2 separate regions of the Mus musculus genome follow, and region 2 is linked to region 1. The links are chromatin loops, found by intact Hi-C in ENCODE. Cell type or tissue: gastrocnemius. All regions are shown on one strand. Links, peaks and the distances in the headings refer to the core of each region. The heading gives the core; the rest is flanking DNA.

What was found. Hi-C counts contacts between places; a loop is a spot of excess contacts. Peaks named below come from ENCODE experiments on the same cell type or tissue, not always from the same donor. Only the 100,000 strongest peaks of a DNase experiment are listed, where the experiment ranks them.
Region 2: it touches region 1 in a loop (5-fold over the local background); 2 of 42 quality-filtered maps call a loop at or near these places.

Annotation. Positions count from the first base shown.
Region 1 is chr16:24,069,570-24,077,326 of GRCm38, reverse strand. It overlaps Gm46545 (predicted gene, 46545), which reads left to right. Exons shown (of 2, transcript NR_155457.1): 2 at 1-852. Among named protein-coding and RNA genes, the nearest start is that of Gm46545, 9.2 kb to the left of the region's middle. In gastrocnemius, for the core only: no CTCF peak of the experiment used is centred there; DNase peaks (open chromatin) are centred at 2,143 and 4,002; H3K27ac peaks cover 4,536 bases.
Region 2 is chr16:24,145,437-24,153,193 of GRCm38, reverse strand. No RefSeq gene overlaps it. Among named protein-coding and RNA genes, the nearest start is that of Gm32126, 10 kb to the left of the region's middle. In gastrocnemius, for the core only: no CTCF peak of the experiment used is centred there; a DNase peak (open chromatin) is centred at 3,538; H3K27ac peaks cover 4,509 bases.

The DNA.
Region 1 (7,757 bases), core at 1,374-6,373:
TCTTAAGGAATTCTGTCTGGACTCTGAAGAAAATAGAGTAGAGGTCACAGCCAAATCTGCCCGCGTGTCGAGAGGCTGGATTCCAGAAACGAGGGAAACAGAATATTGTTTGTGAGAATTGCAAGCATCTGGAGAGTCAGAGGCATGAGGCAATGATGGCACAACCAGGGGATAGCATTTTCTTGAAAAGGCCTTGAATTTTCATGGGTGAGAGAGCAGAATGTTGTGCTGAAATGACAAGTCTCTACTCAAAACCCCTAAGCCACTCTAGACTTGCTGTGTGACACTGGAAACCAACCTCTCTCCATCTTGTTTTCCTTACAAGGCTAAGAATGTATGGCCAGGCTTGACAGAGGGCACCGATGAGATACTGCACGTGAAACTCCTATAGCTGGCAACGTTAGATAAAGGAGAAGTGCCAATATAAACAGCCCTATCCACTGTGCTTTCTCACGTGCCTAGGCAAGGGGCTTGTGCTGGCATGGCTAACATTCTCTACTTTCAGAGAGCAAGACACAAAGAGATGGAATAGCCACGGATATCATTCAATATCACCTGGACCAAGAAGTAGAGTGTCCCTTGGGAGAAAGACCTCGGTGCCTACCCATGGCATTGCACTTCCTCTTCTGAGAATGGCACCATTACAGAACTATCCAGGGTGGGGCCCCAGACCACAGAGACTTCCTTCTGCCTGTCTGCTAGAGGGACATCTGCTGGGATGGTTAGGAAGGTAGCCACTGTCACAAGCTCCAGGGCCCAGAACTGCCCTTCTGCTTCTCCACCCTGCCTCTTTCTGCTCTTGGTATGATCTCTGCTTTGGGGTAAAAGAGTGGGTGCCTGGCTGCTGGGGGTGGGGTGGGGTGGGCATCAGGGAATGGGTGTTTGTCTTTCTTTGGTTCTGTGCTCTTTGGATTTCATCTATCATACAGATAATTACCCAAACCATTTGAGTTCTGCTTCTGCAACAGGGTGTCCCCACTGCGAGGTCCTCTAACCACGGAGTTCCCCACACCCACTCTATCCCCTAAAGCTCATCCTCACCATCATCATGACTCCATAAAATGACAGGAGAAGAGATGTGAAGTGAATCATCATGGCATTGGAGGAGGGGCAGAGAGAGAGAGAGAGAGAGAGAGAGAGAGAGTGTGTGTGTGTGTGTGTGTCTGTGGGTCCAGATGAGTGCTTCTTAAACAGCCTCTTGACTTTTTCATATGATTTGCTGAGCCCCATTGAAAGGGATAGAAAATTCAGGGTGGAGGCATATTGGCCCCAAAGGCAGCCAATGTGAAAATGAATTGAGGCTGCAACCAGCCTCTTAGAACACAGGACAGCTTTTCTTCACATCCCCAGGATGGGACACTGGGTAAGGGGATTACACTGTCACACCCCTGAACCTCAGCCTCCCTCCTCACCAGGCCTCTTTGGACCTCAGCCTCACCCTCCCTGAGGCCTCTGACATAAACCCTGCCTTGGGCCTGCTAGGCCCTGGATCAGAATGCCAACATAGGATGTCTTCTCAAAGGATCCACCACTAGAGCACATGTCCAGGGACACCCCAGGGTCCTAAACTGTGGATGTTCTTGAGGTCTTAGAGGACAAGGACTTTGCTGGGTAGAACATATAAATGGAATGAGTGAGGGTGAGTATCTGCTCCTTCATCAGCAAAAGGACTAAGACATCAATAGAAGAAATATAGACCATTGCAACTACAAACAAAAGGAAAGGACTTTAAAAGTCCCTGTGTATAGATAGCCCTGTGGTTCTCAAACTTGACCGTGCCTCAGAACATGAGGACCAGATAGAATAGGTGATTGCTTGGGCCCCCTCTGAAGTTGCTGATTCCGACTGTCAATCCACTTCTATATTTCTGTTGCTCTGGTATGGAATTCCATTGCTGCTGCTCTGCGGACCATGTTGAAGAGTGACTGGTTCATTTTTTTGGTTTGGTTTGGTTTTTTTAAAGCCTAATTCATTTCATCCATGGCCCAAGGTGCCCCGACAGGTGAGAGGTAAACAAATAAAAATCACACTTTCTCATTGCCTCTCCTCCCTCACCCCTACTTGCTCATTGGGTTCAACCCTCCTGTACTGCAACACAACCCGAGCAAAGAAAGCTATCCCCACCCAGGCTCGCTAATGGCTTTATCCACTCCTACAGGGTGACATGCATGACTTAGAGCTGGCACTCAGCCATCCTGTACTGACCATGGAAGAGGTAGCCTACCCTTAGGATTTCAGTGTGCGTCTATAGATCTCCCTGATCCATACTTTCACTCTAATTTCATTGTTTTAGCTCATTGTCCAACGTACTCTGGTTGACACCTTTGAAGTGCTGGCTGGTTGGTGAAAGATTTCTTCTTACATTCAGGGGCTTCACTCTGACAGAAAAGGGAAAGAAAAGAAAAGGGAAGGGATGGAAAGAAAAGGGAAGGAAAGGGAAGGAAAAGAAAGGAAAGAAAAGAAAAAAGAAAAAAGAGGAAAAAGAAAAAGAAAAAGGAAAAAGAAAAGAAGAATCAAGTCACTAGACTATGAGGGGTGTAGAGAAAATATCTTGTGTCTGTATGGATGTGACACCTGTCAATAGTATAACTGATGCCCTATAGCGGAGTCAGAAAGTTGGAGGTGGGACATCCAAAAAGCAGAAAGGATTTTGGGATAGTGCCAGGCACAGGAAATTCACCAGGGAAAATGTGAGGAGATCGATGTGTGGTACCTGAGCACAGGTAACCAGTCACATGGCAGAATGTAGATTAGGATAAATGGGTTTAATCTAAGTTATGATCGAGTCAGAGAAGAGCCTAGCTGTATGGCCAAGGCATTTGTAAATATATGTTGAGCCTGAGTCTTCTTTCTGACAGCACGAGACTGAGAAGAAGAACCAGACCTGACTTCTACAAAGGGAAAAGCAGGGTGTGTGCAGAAGGCGTACTAGGGAAGCATATCTCAGTCCGTCAGGAAGGGGTCAGTATTAGGCAGGACCCAGCCAGAGTATGGGAGCACCGAGTAACAAGGGGTACTGAGTAGTGGTACTCACTGGAGATCAGACGCTCTCCATCTGGCTTCTGTCCTCACAGTCCTGAGGTACCATTTACAAATCCTTCTTTAGAAGTGGGGACACCAAGGCTCAGAGATTGCTGAGGGCCACACAGCCATCCAACATTAATTTTTTTCTGACTCCAGAGCCACATCTAACATACGATCTTATTGCTCTTTGCCAGACATCAACAACTAGCACCTGTTGTTGGTCACGAAAGGCAGGTTTACCAAAGCACTGGGCAGGTGTGGGGAACCAAGAAGGCTGGGAAGGTTAGGAGGGGGGACCCATGTGTTGTGACTCTTGATGCACAGTGTGAAGCATTGACACCTAACTCCTGGGGTGCTTGGGCATCAGTGAAGGATTCTGAACAGGAAAGGAATGCATAGCACAGCTATGTTTTAGGAAGCTGGGACAGAGGCGTGTGTGCACCCTTGGCACAGAGAACACATGGCAGCGGAAAGCAAGGGCCTGGCTTCGGATGGATGACGGGAGCAGATGAGACTCGGGATAGATGTCATTCTCACTACTGCTGTTGCAAATATTTGACCACTGACTGCATGCTTGACCTATGCTGAAGTCATCTGATCCTCACCATAGCATCCATATCAGATCTCTCCCTCTGACGCTACTTTTTCACTGCTCATGAGTCTCCATTTCTCCATACTGAGTACTGTTTCTACTTGGGAACAGGACCTAAGACTCCTTCCTGAATATAAGGGGATCCAGGGCTGAGAAAAATGAAAGATCAAGTACTCCCAAATTCACTTCTTCTCCTGTCCTGACAGCTGAGGAGGCTGAGGCCTGGAGACAATCAGTGGCTTGTTCCATCTAGGAAAGGATGGACATACTGACCAGAGGCTAGAGGGCTTTCTTGCGCCAATGCCAAGAGCCCACTCTGGATTTCTAGGCCAGGCTGGAGGCCCTGCAGCTGTGGCGGGTGCCAGATGGCATCCCAGTCACCAGGCTGCAGGGCGCCTGAGGACCCTGTGGTAAGCCACGGCTGGCAGCACCTCCTCCCTCTGGCACTTCGGGTGCAGAATGATTGAGTGAGGGGAGGATATGCCGTGTAGGGGCAGGAATGTTGGTGTCTCAGCACTTGGTAGTGTGAGTTACAGCTGCTCAGGGCCAGCCCAGCATACAAGCTGAAGAGGCAGCTGCCATCTTCACCTTGTCAGAAATACAAAAAAAGAAAGAAAGGGAAGGGAAGGGAAGGGAAGGGAAGGGAAGGGAAGGGAAGGGAAGGGAAGGAAGGAAGGAAGGGAAGGGAAGGGAAGGGAAGGGAAGGCAAGGGAAGGAAAGGAAAGGAAAGGAAAGGAAAGGAAAGGAAAGGAAAGGAAAGGAAAGGAAAGGAAAAAACCATGCTAGCCCATGCAGCCAGAGCAGAGGCAATGGAACCTGATTGGAAAAATGGCAGCATTGCCCAAAGAAACAGGGACAAGCCATGAGTTAGGAAACCCCGGCTCACTTACGATTTGATCCTTCTCTTTCAAACCATGAAGCCTTGAAGAGCCTCTTTAATCTGTTCGTGGATATACTCTCTTTTCTCCTCCCTAGCCTTGCACTATAGGTGGTATGAGTGAGTTGATGTGTGGAGAGGAGAGTTGAGAAAAGAAAAGAGGAGAGAGCAGAGAGTGGGGAAGAGAGGGCTGGGGAGGAGAGGGCATTTGCAACCCAAGGGGTTCTGCAGATGCCATTGGAGTTGAAACTAGTAACGTTAATGTTGATATGGCTAATCTCCGGGGAAATATGGTGATACAATTGAGCATTTGCAAGGAATTTATTTGAAACCTGTATTGTCTTTGCTACTGCTCTATGAAGCTTAAAATACTTCAAAAATGGTAATTCTTACATTCTCTTTCATTGCTTTCTCTTCTATTCAGGGAGCTTTGGCTGAGCAGGCACACTTCAGAGGTCTACAGGCCTCTGAAGGACCTGCCTCCTAGCAGGGAGACCAATGTTATTCTATATCCTAAGCAGGGCAAAGATCTACTGTGCTAAGAGGGCTAAAGTCCCGGCAGCAGAAAGCCCTGGTTTGGGGTGGCCAGGGACCAATGCACAGGCTGATGTAGAGCTACAGCGGAGGTGAGATTCCAGCTTTTTGTGGAGAGCAGGGGCTTACCAATCATATAACCATAGAAGTGCCTGCCCAGAAGAAAGCCTCAAAATGCATTCTAGAGAGAAGGAAGCTGTGTCACTATAGCAGTGTCTGATCGTGCTGGGGTAGAGGGGCCTGGGAAAGGAGTGGGCATGAAGCCCAAAGAGGCAACATAGAAGCAAGTCTGTGGATTGTGAGTGTTTTCAGAGACTTGGGATGTCACTACAGGAGAAATGGGGCATCAGGGGAGGCGGGAGCAAAGGAGTGACACGATCCAGGACATAGCTGAAGAGAACCTGTGTTCCTCCACTGGATTGTTCTCTGGGTTCGGCCACCCACCTGGTCTCCTTCCCTGACCCCTGGACTTCTGATTTAGGTTCGAGACTGAGGATTCTAGAATTCTAGAATCATGGAGGAACCCAAAGCACCTCGGCTGAAAGGAGCTGTGTAATCACATGTTTAGAGAGAGACTTCTTCCCAGTCCCAGTACTTTGTGTGCCTTTTCTAGTCCCATGAAGGCCAGGCTTCCAGCGCTGCAGGCTTCTAATTTGTTCAAATGTTTTGTTCTATACACGATGGTACCTGAGGCCTTGCAGCTTATTACAGCTCACTGGGTAAATCAAAAGGCCCCTGGGTCCTGATGTTAAACTCAGCTAGTTGAACATAAGGCCACCAGGGGAGAATGTCTTCCCTGTAGAATGATGGGTTCCAGGAACGGTGGTGTGTCAAGCTTATTTCTACCCCTTCTGCAGGTCAGTCCATGCCTCCCTGCCCATCCCCACTTCCAGCGAACTCATTCTAGGAAATTATGATCTGCAACGGGGACAGACTACAGGCACTCTGAATGAAAGTTTCTCACTGTGTGCATCAAGAACTTAATATATATCAACAAACCACACAGACCCAGGGTATGTGATAGTCTGCCCCACAAGGCTTTGGAGTTGAGATTCTCATGGAATACAACCTTTGCTTCTAAAATTTTAGAGGCTCTTAGGAAGTAATTACAAGGAATGGCCCCAAATGCTGCTTGGGTGTCTCTTGTAGAGATTACAGTCTCGGTGCCTAAAAAGCCAGATAACAGGCATATTACATGGAGCAGCTGAGTGGGAGTAAATTAGGACAGATGAGGGGCAAGGTAAAAAGTCACTGTGTTTCTTTGCTGGAGATGCCACAACACAGAGCAGGCTGGGCCATCTAAACAACAGAACATATTGTCTTCCAGGCTTGACTCCAGATGCCCAAAGTGTGGGTGTGGGCATAGTTGGTTCCGTATGTGGACTGAGGAGGAAAGAGCTGTTCCAGGCCATCTCCTTGACTTACAGGTGACATCTGCATATGTGCATGCCATTCTCCCTGTGCACATGTCCTTGTCTGTGTGCAGATGTTCTCTTTAATAAGGTTACCAGACACTCTGGATTAGAGCCAACTCTGAATTAAACTCCTTAGCTTAGGTACTCTGAACAGACCTTCTCGCCAATAAAGAACACATTCAAAGTTACAAGTTGTTTGGGCATCAACATAGTAATTTTAAGGGGACACAATTCAATCTATGACCCTCAGCCAAAGCAAAAGCAAATCAGAGGATTAGATGGCTTAGGCTCACTGCCCTGATTCTGGGTTCATTCAGCAACCTGTACATAAGTGGAAACTCTAGGTACGCAAGATAACAAAACAAAACAAAACAAAACAAAACAAAACAAAACAAAACAAAACAAAACAAAACAAGAAATACCACTTCCCCAGAAGTCAGGGGGAGAGGAAGATAGGGATAGGCCTACTGTGTCCCAGCTCAGTGCCCTTGATCCACTTCCAACTGTCTGTGATTTAAAAGTCTATGTCTCACATTTGGATGCTCTCTGGAAGAATCTGCCTACATTTGGGAGTCCAGAAAGTGCATGTAGTATGTGTTCTCAAACTCCCCTGACCACACAGCTGGATGGGACAGAAGAAGACATGCAGAAGGTACGTGTGGGGATGTATGTTATGGCATGGTCTGTACTTAGCAAGGTTCTCGGTGTTTTATGTTCATTGCTGACCTAGCACTATCGGCTGCTTTGAACTTCATTTCTCAGTGATGATTTCTAACGACCAACCCACAGAGTGAGATAGAAAGGACCAACAATGGGCCTTATTGTCTCATCTCGAAGAGCAGATATGTTAACTAAAAATGGAAAACTATACTCTAGTGCTAGGGCTTTAGCTAGGCAGTATGGTTCATGTCTGTAGTTTGAGTATTATGGAAAGCCAAGGCAGGAGTCCTATGAGACTGAGGCCAGCCTGAGCTATATAGTGAGTTCCATGCCCTTCTGATCTGCAGAGAGAGATCATGTCTCAAAAATTACCACTATCTCAAATAGAATTATTGTCTGGTCAGTAGGCTAGTAGACTCACTAGTTGAATACAGACAAAGTAAAAATAGAAAAATCAGAAAAAAAATAAAACTAATATGGGTATAGGATTGCTGAAGTCTATGTTCTTGTTTATAGTAGTCAAACACACATGTAACTTGCAGCAACAGTGGACCTTCCTTGTCTGCACAAAGATCTTAGCACCGTGTAACTTTGGGTTTGTTTGTTCTCTGACCTTTAACTATCGACACTACCTTTCACTCACATCGGAAGCACA
Region 2 (7,757 bases), core at 1,108-6,107, 76 kb before region 1:
AGAGAACCATGGGATTCTGCTCTCCAAAAAAAGAAAAAGAAAAAAAGAAAAGATAGTAAAGAACCAAGACAATCCAAGGCACTGTCCTAATTCCTAAGTTCAGATAATATGTGTAAGTCTTTGCTTTCAAATGGACTGTGGGAACTTTTATAAAACCACAGTTCCCTTGGCTGCTGTGTTAGGACCTAGTCTATCACATGTATAGTCAGTGTATAGTCAGTATCACTCAGCTTCAGGTGGGACTGGGCTTGAAGGACCACACTGCATGGCCTAGCATGTGAAACACCAGCAGAGGGTAGGGTTGGGGATTTGTAGGGCTGGGGTGGTCATAAAACCTTTGTCAGAATTTGTCCTGCTCCCTTGAGAGACCAATGGGATCATCAAGGATGTCTCTACTGCCCATCGTAATAACACTACAGGATGCTTATCTTTCATGGTCTAGGACCAAGTTGGAGGACTAATATATATCTGTAGTCCCCTCTCTCGTAGACCTATGAAGTCTTATTGATAATGGTGCTTTCCTCTTACTTATTTTACCATGGAAGTCAGGTGGCTGTTTTTGCCTAACAGTACTGCCATCCTGGGCACTCAGGCTGCAGAGCAAATACTTTGAATTCAGCAGTTACTCATGCACAGAGTGCTGGAAATGCAAGCAGCACTAAATTTAATAGCATTTCTTCATCTTTAGAGTAATGAAAACTGAGGCCTAGAGGGGTTGTGTAAATGTAATTATCCATTAGCCATTAACCTTGACCTGCATGATCTTAAGACTTAAAAGGTCAACAGATGTCTAGAGCTTTAGATTGTGGGCTACAGTGCACTAAAGAATTATACATAAGGTTTGATGGAAGTTACCGGAAGACTGGACTTGGGAACCATATCACTGAGGTGTAGATTTCTCACTGTTACTGCGCAGGCCCATCTTTCCACTCTCAGTAGCTCTGGGTCCTGTCATCTCTAAAGTGTGGAGGGTAAGGCTTGTATGACTGATCTCAGAAGTTCTGGTAAGCATCAGGAGAGAGAAAGGATGTGAAAGTTGTTTGTACTTGCTATGTAAGTGCAGGAATCCTTCTTCCTGCTAACAGGTTGATGCTGCAGGCAGAGCTCAGAGGATGTGTCTGTTTTCAGTGGCCTCTCTCCTCCTGAGGGTACTTTGCATGAATCTGTCCGCAGCGTTCATCTTTTAACCGCTGTCACGAGCTAACAAGGTGTCAGTCACTCTCACCGAGCCACTTATCGTATGGCATGGGATAACCGAACCTACAGCCACACTCACAAAGAGCTGAGGTGACCACTGAGGGAAGAGGGAAGTTCTGAGCTTAGCCATGCTCTCAAGAGATATTTAGATATTTGACTCATTATTATATATATATATCCAACACACCTTCCACAGTCTGTGCTGTTTACACTGAAAGCGAAAAAGTTGAAAGGGAAGAATCCTGCAATAACACAGCAAAAGAAACGGGGGCGTGAGGGGAGACAAGGACAGGGCTGATGAAGCCTCGGCATCTTATCTCTGGACTATAATTGACGATCTGAATGTTAGTATGAGATCTAAAGTGAAATGAATCGGTGGTTTCAGTTCCGGATATGGTATGCAAAGAAAAAAAAAAAAAAAAAACCTTGCTCTTTGAAATTCAGCACTTCCTTGTCTGTGCTTCAGGAAGCCACACGCCTGGTGTTGAGTGTGGAAACTGACTCATATCTGGCCCTTTGAGATTAGCCTCTCCAGCCCCCCCCCCCCCAGACTGTGGGCAGGATCTGGGGCCTAATGGGAAACCAGAATGGGGTCTGGCCTAATCTGGATCAGACACAACATCATTGGTACACATGCCTTTCAAGGTCCTTCCACATGGTTCTAGAGGCAGTGGCTCTTCTGGGCCATCCCCAGAGCATTGACGGTGCACTTGGCAGTGGGTAAGTGACCTGAGATGGAAGGAAACAGAATCACAAATGCAGTGCCTCCCAGCACTGTACTGTCATGTTAAAGGAAACCAGAGAACTGAGCCACTTGGTGGAAGTGCCTGGCCCTGAGATCTTATCATGTGCCTTCCCACCAAAAAGCCTCAACAATTAACAGCCATTTTCCCCTTTGACTGTCCCAACAAGCTTCTGTATGATAGTTAGGGGTTAGGGACAGGGAGAAGTAATTTGCACTTATTTAGAGTTTATTGAGAAGGAAGAAGCTTATCAGAGACTATAGCATGAAACCCTGGGCAGGTGGCAGGGAGCTCGGGTCTCCTGCACTCAGCCATAAGTGGTTTCCAGGCATTTTACAGACCGTCTCAAGACGGGAAAGGCCCACTAAAACAGCATATCTGTTTGGTTCTAGTTTTCATGTTCAAAAATATCTTGCCCAGGAGGAGGGTGAAGGTGCTGGCTTAAAAGAGAAGTCAATGGGAGACAGAGTGCAGAGAGAAAGAACCAACAGAACCCAGCTCAGCAGTAGAAGGTCCAAGGTCCTTTTTGACCTTTGGCTAGACACTTAATCTCTCTGACCTTCCCTGACCCCATCAGTACAGTGCAATTGCTACTTACAAAATGAGATCATGCATGGGGAAGTATTTGTTTTATGGATGGAAAGCGCCATGCAAAGATTCATCATTAGTCTTTTGAATATTAATGGTTAACCTGTGTTGCAAATGAAGGTATAGCCACCACCCCAGAATGAGGACTGATCTTCCCACCTTTCTTTCCTAAGACAGATCAGTCTGCACTTTTTTTTTTTTTTTTTTTTTACCTACATGCTCCTTACTTCCAAAATGGGTATCCTGATCAGAAAAGCAGAGTGAGAAGATTAAGACCTTGTCCCGGAAGATGAGAAGAGTTAGAAGAAGAAAATCCACAATAAGAATAATTTTAATGAGGCACGTAGCATGTGTTTGAGATCCTTGGCAGCTCAAACAAAAGAAATGGGGGACGGATCGCATTATGCAGCTGCCTTTATCCACTAAAGAAAGAGCAGTTATGAATCAGGGTCAGCCAACTCCTTCCTAGTCATAAGCATGCCAAGAAACATGCATTCTTGGTGAAGGGCTATCAAAGTTAAGTGATAGAATCTTTAAAAGGAGACACATGGAGGGGGATGCTCCAATCTGAGCAGTAGGTGACATCCCCCCCCCCACCGCCGTGAATTTGTGTGTACCTTTCTAGAACGACACACACAAGCAACACAAGCAACACAGTGGTTGCTAGAAGGAGCAGGCTTAAAAACAGCAACAACAATTAAAAAAAACAAAACAAAACAAAACAGTGAAAATCAGCTTGCTCTCTGTTCCCAGGCTAGGGAGCTGCTGGCCAAGGTGTTTATAGAGCTTTTGTGGGGAGGGGGACAGTGAAATAGGCAAAGCAGTGTATGTAGTGCCTTGCACAAGGTCACTTGATGTCTCTGAAACTGATTGTGTATTCTGAGCTCCTTAATAGGATTTTGTAGGTCACAGTGTTCTAGGCACGGCTCCCTGTTGATGTACATCTCTCATGTAAGATTTAGATCACCTCTTTTCGGGCAGAGCTCCATGGAAACACCGCCCATGATTTCTGAAATGGAGCCTGACTGGGTCCCCATAATGCCAGGCTGCCGTGGTCAGCAATCTCTGCTGCTGACACACACTGGACACTTGGCAAGCCAGAGACTACTAGTATCTAGTCACTGTAGCTTATTGTTACTCTCATGTTAAAGCAAGTTCCTGTTTCTATAAAGTAGCCAGGCAATGGAGTATTCTAGGCAAATGGAAAATTCTGGTTCATCTGGTTACCATCCATATCATTTGAGATTCTTGGTTTCCAAAGACATAATTACAACACACTTTGCTGAACGCTAAAATGATAGTGTGACTTAAGCTTTCTTTGGTGATTCACAAGGCGCTTCGGGGTCTGTCAGCACCCGATAGCATAATTACCTTCTTAGCTCCTCATTTTCTAGGACCCAGAGTGGAAATGTAGAAAGCGTGGAAACCTGGGAGGTAACTATAGGACACCCCAACCAGACCGTTGACATTGCTGGCCCTGGAGGCGTGTGTTATCTTTTAGTTTGTTGACAAACAAAATTGCAGCATCAGACATTCTATATATTGCTGGGTGTATTGTTGGTTTTTGCATTACTAATACTCTTCTTCTCAAGAGTAACGAGGAATCAGGCCACAGTGACTCATACCTGTAATTGCAGCTCTTAATAGGCTGAGGCAGGAGGATTTTCAAGAGTGAAAGGGAAGTTTGGAATACATAATGTGTTCCAGGCTGGAACTCTCTGGTGATCTGGACCTGGTTTCTCTTTCTGAGTTTCAGAATGAAGGGTCTCTGGTCTCCAATACTTATTCCTCCTGCCTTTGATCCTGGGCCTGGAAACCTGCTGCTTGCAGGAGACACCAGTGGCTGGGATCACAGTCTAGACTGAAGGCAAGACTCTGTAAGATTCCAGGGTCTGTCAGACCCTGCTGCCCTGCTGGAGCAGTACATCGGGTGTCCTGGCTTCTAGATTGTACCTTTACTGTTCCAGGTGACTTCTCAGAGAAATCTGAATGTGGGTCTGTGTGTGAACATTTTCCTATTTTCTACAAAGAGACTTCATCACAGAGGCTCCGTAGAGGAAGTCATTGCGGTTCCGTGTCCAGTCCTCCGTGAGGGTGGAGCTACTGCCAAACGTCTTCTGCTAGTGGTCCTCTAGGTAAGAATGAGATGCAAGTCCACAAGCTCTCCAGTAGTCTCCAATTCCTGCAGTGCATTCTAAACTGTGGATGTTGGCATTTGGGGATAGCAACAGGGTTTCACTATATATATATATATATATATATATATATATATATATATATATATATATATATATATATATATATATATATATATATAAAGCAGGTCAGGTCCCTAGAGGTGGTCACTCCTTCTTTCTCACATCTTTCAACATCTTGGGGGACGGACGGACAAAAAAACCAACCTCTTTTCTTCTCTTACCCACACTTTGATCTCCAGTGCCCTGTGCTTGAACCCTGTGTTTGAGCAGTTTTCCTGACTGACATGGTGGATCTGTCTGTTGACCAGACTTCCTCCCTTATAAAGTGGTCTGTCCTTCCTTTAGCCTTCAGTGCCTCATCCACATGGCTTTCTCTCTGCACTGCATATTACTTACTGACAGCATATTGGCATGTCACTGATTGTCTCCCGTGTGTAGACTCCCTGAAGACAGGAGGCATTGTATTGTTCCTTATGTTCTCCATATCACTTAAGATAGGGTTGAGCACATGGCTGCATCTAGATCGGCCTCTGGCTTGACATGAACCTCAAATGAACTTCTTCTCTAGCTAGGCAGAGAGGGAATGGCTTGCCTTCAACTTTTCTCCTCAACTGAAAGTAGAGTTAAGGATTATTTCTGTCTTGATATCTGACCTAAGTCTGTACAAGTCTCTCCTAAACTCTACACCCACAGGGACCAAGAAAGATCAAAGATGGCCACTGGACCCATGTATGGTAGTAGTGCATATATATCACACTGAGACTTCTCATGGTCCTGGAAATTTACAGGAATGTATAGTCATGTTGTTCCTGAGCCAACTCAGAACCTGTTTTGCTGGAGGTTTCTTCCCTTGGCAAGTATGTTGATGTATTATGAACGTTGCCAACTAGGATGGGCGGGCACTCTGACTGTGCCCAAGATTTTTTTTTTTTAATCCTAGTATAGCTGTCTTTCATGTCAGGAGACTGCACACTTTTTGATCTCTATTCGTGAACCTGGAAGCTCTCTGAGTTATCTCAAGCAACCAGGCTAAGTAAAATCTCTGATTCCAATGTCAATAATCCTTTGTGATTCATTGACTCTTAGACTCAAAGCCATCAGGTCTGGAAATAAGCTTAAAAACCATTTCCTCCCTTTCTTCTCTTCAAAGATCAGGTATCAGATCATAGCTAGCTTACTTTTAAAATGGAGGATCAGCTATCTTCCATTCATGCAATAGTAATCTATCTATCTGTCCATTTTCCATCTAATGATCTACCTACTTGAGTGTTCATTAAATACCCACTAATACTAGGCACACAGTTCATGCTTAGGCATACAGCTCATGCTAGTTCTAGCTATAAAAGCATGAATAAGGTATGATGCCTGCTCCCAACAGTTTATTATACATACATAGACACACAAATACGTCTGATTCAATATGATGTGTACATTATGACATGTATGAACCAAGCATGTTAGGACCATACAGAAGGTTATAACTAATCTGATCTGCCTTAAGATGGTTGAGGAAAAAAACTTTAAAAAGTAACACACAAGAAAAACAAAAAGCCCCGGAGAAAGGAAGAGAAAGAAAAGCAAGGAGTAACGACCACAGAGGTAAATATCCCATCCGAATGCCCAGCCTTAGATAAGTGCAGTATTCCATGAGAGCAGTGGGCAGGAGATGGGCATTCTGAGGAAGGCTGAGACTCAGGTGGAGAACTGGTCCTGTTGACTGGGAAGCCGATTTGGGAGGCTAGTGTGGAGCCCTTCACATCTGTCCTGAGTATTTGGGTTTTAGCCAGGCATCAACAAGGAGCTTTGAAAGTTTGCAGAGGGGCCAATGTCATCTGTTTCGTCAGTATCACAACAACCAATGGTTCTTCTTAGGGCTTCTCACCTCATTCCCTACCCTAAACATCTCTAGCCCATGACCCTCCTTCCCCAGCTTCTTATTTCATATAACCTTGACATTTTAACCTCTCTCTCTCTCTCTCTCTCTCTCTCTCTCTCTCTCTCTCTCTCTCTCTCCTCTATATATTTTGTCCTCTCTCTCTTGGCCTCCTTTTGTCCTCTCTCTCTTGGCCTCCTTTGCCTGCCCTCTCTCTTCATTCCCCTCCCTCTTTCCTCTCATCACCCAATCTAGTCTACCAGCCATGTTCAATCAGCTACTTTCCCTGATCTGGACTCTTCTCGATGCCTCTGGATTTTCTCTCCCTCAGGTCTACAATAAACGACAACCCCATCAACCATACCTTGGAGTGGTCTTGCTTGCCCTTAGTTTGTACAACACTCCACTGAAATTTGTGAAGATCTCTTGGGCCACAGTAAGAAAAGATGGATGGTGTTGCTAAGCAGAGGGATTAAGATTGTTATGCTAAACCACCAGAAGAAGCATTCAACACATGCCACCAGAAGAAGCATTCAACACATGCACCAGGTTGTGTCTCCCTTTTGCTTATAGTTCTTCATACAATTCCCTGCCCCATCTTGCGGTGTCTTCCTCATTGGTCGCTGTTGACTTTCTTACTTTGCTTGTAAACCAGTACTTGTTACTACATTAAAGAATTAATTTCTTTGCAACGTCTTCCACCATAAGAAGAGAGAAGGTGCTAGAGCAGAAGGCTTCTATGTCCTATGCTCCTCAGGGACGCCAGGCTTAACAAGTGAGCACATGTTCCCAAGAGATTGGTAGATAGACCTTGACCTTGAAGAATGGCTAGGATGAAGAAGTTGCCCCACAAAGGCAGACAGTCTGCTATATATTCTTCCAAGTTCAATACAGTTTATGAGTGGGTAAAGCTGGCCTCAGTCAAGAGGGGACAAGTCCCTTCTCACCAACAGCATTTGATCTCCACATCTGAGAACTTTTATGGTCCCTGATTTTGCTAATGCTCATTGTTATTTGTGTTTCCACATTACCATTCTCTGGAATACAACCTCTAGGGCCCTTCAGCCTTGTGCTCCTGTGCATCAGTTCCATGGCTGTCACTGGCTGGCTAGGGCTTTATTTGCACAATTGTAAAATGAGAGCATTAGCCAAGGATCT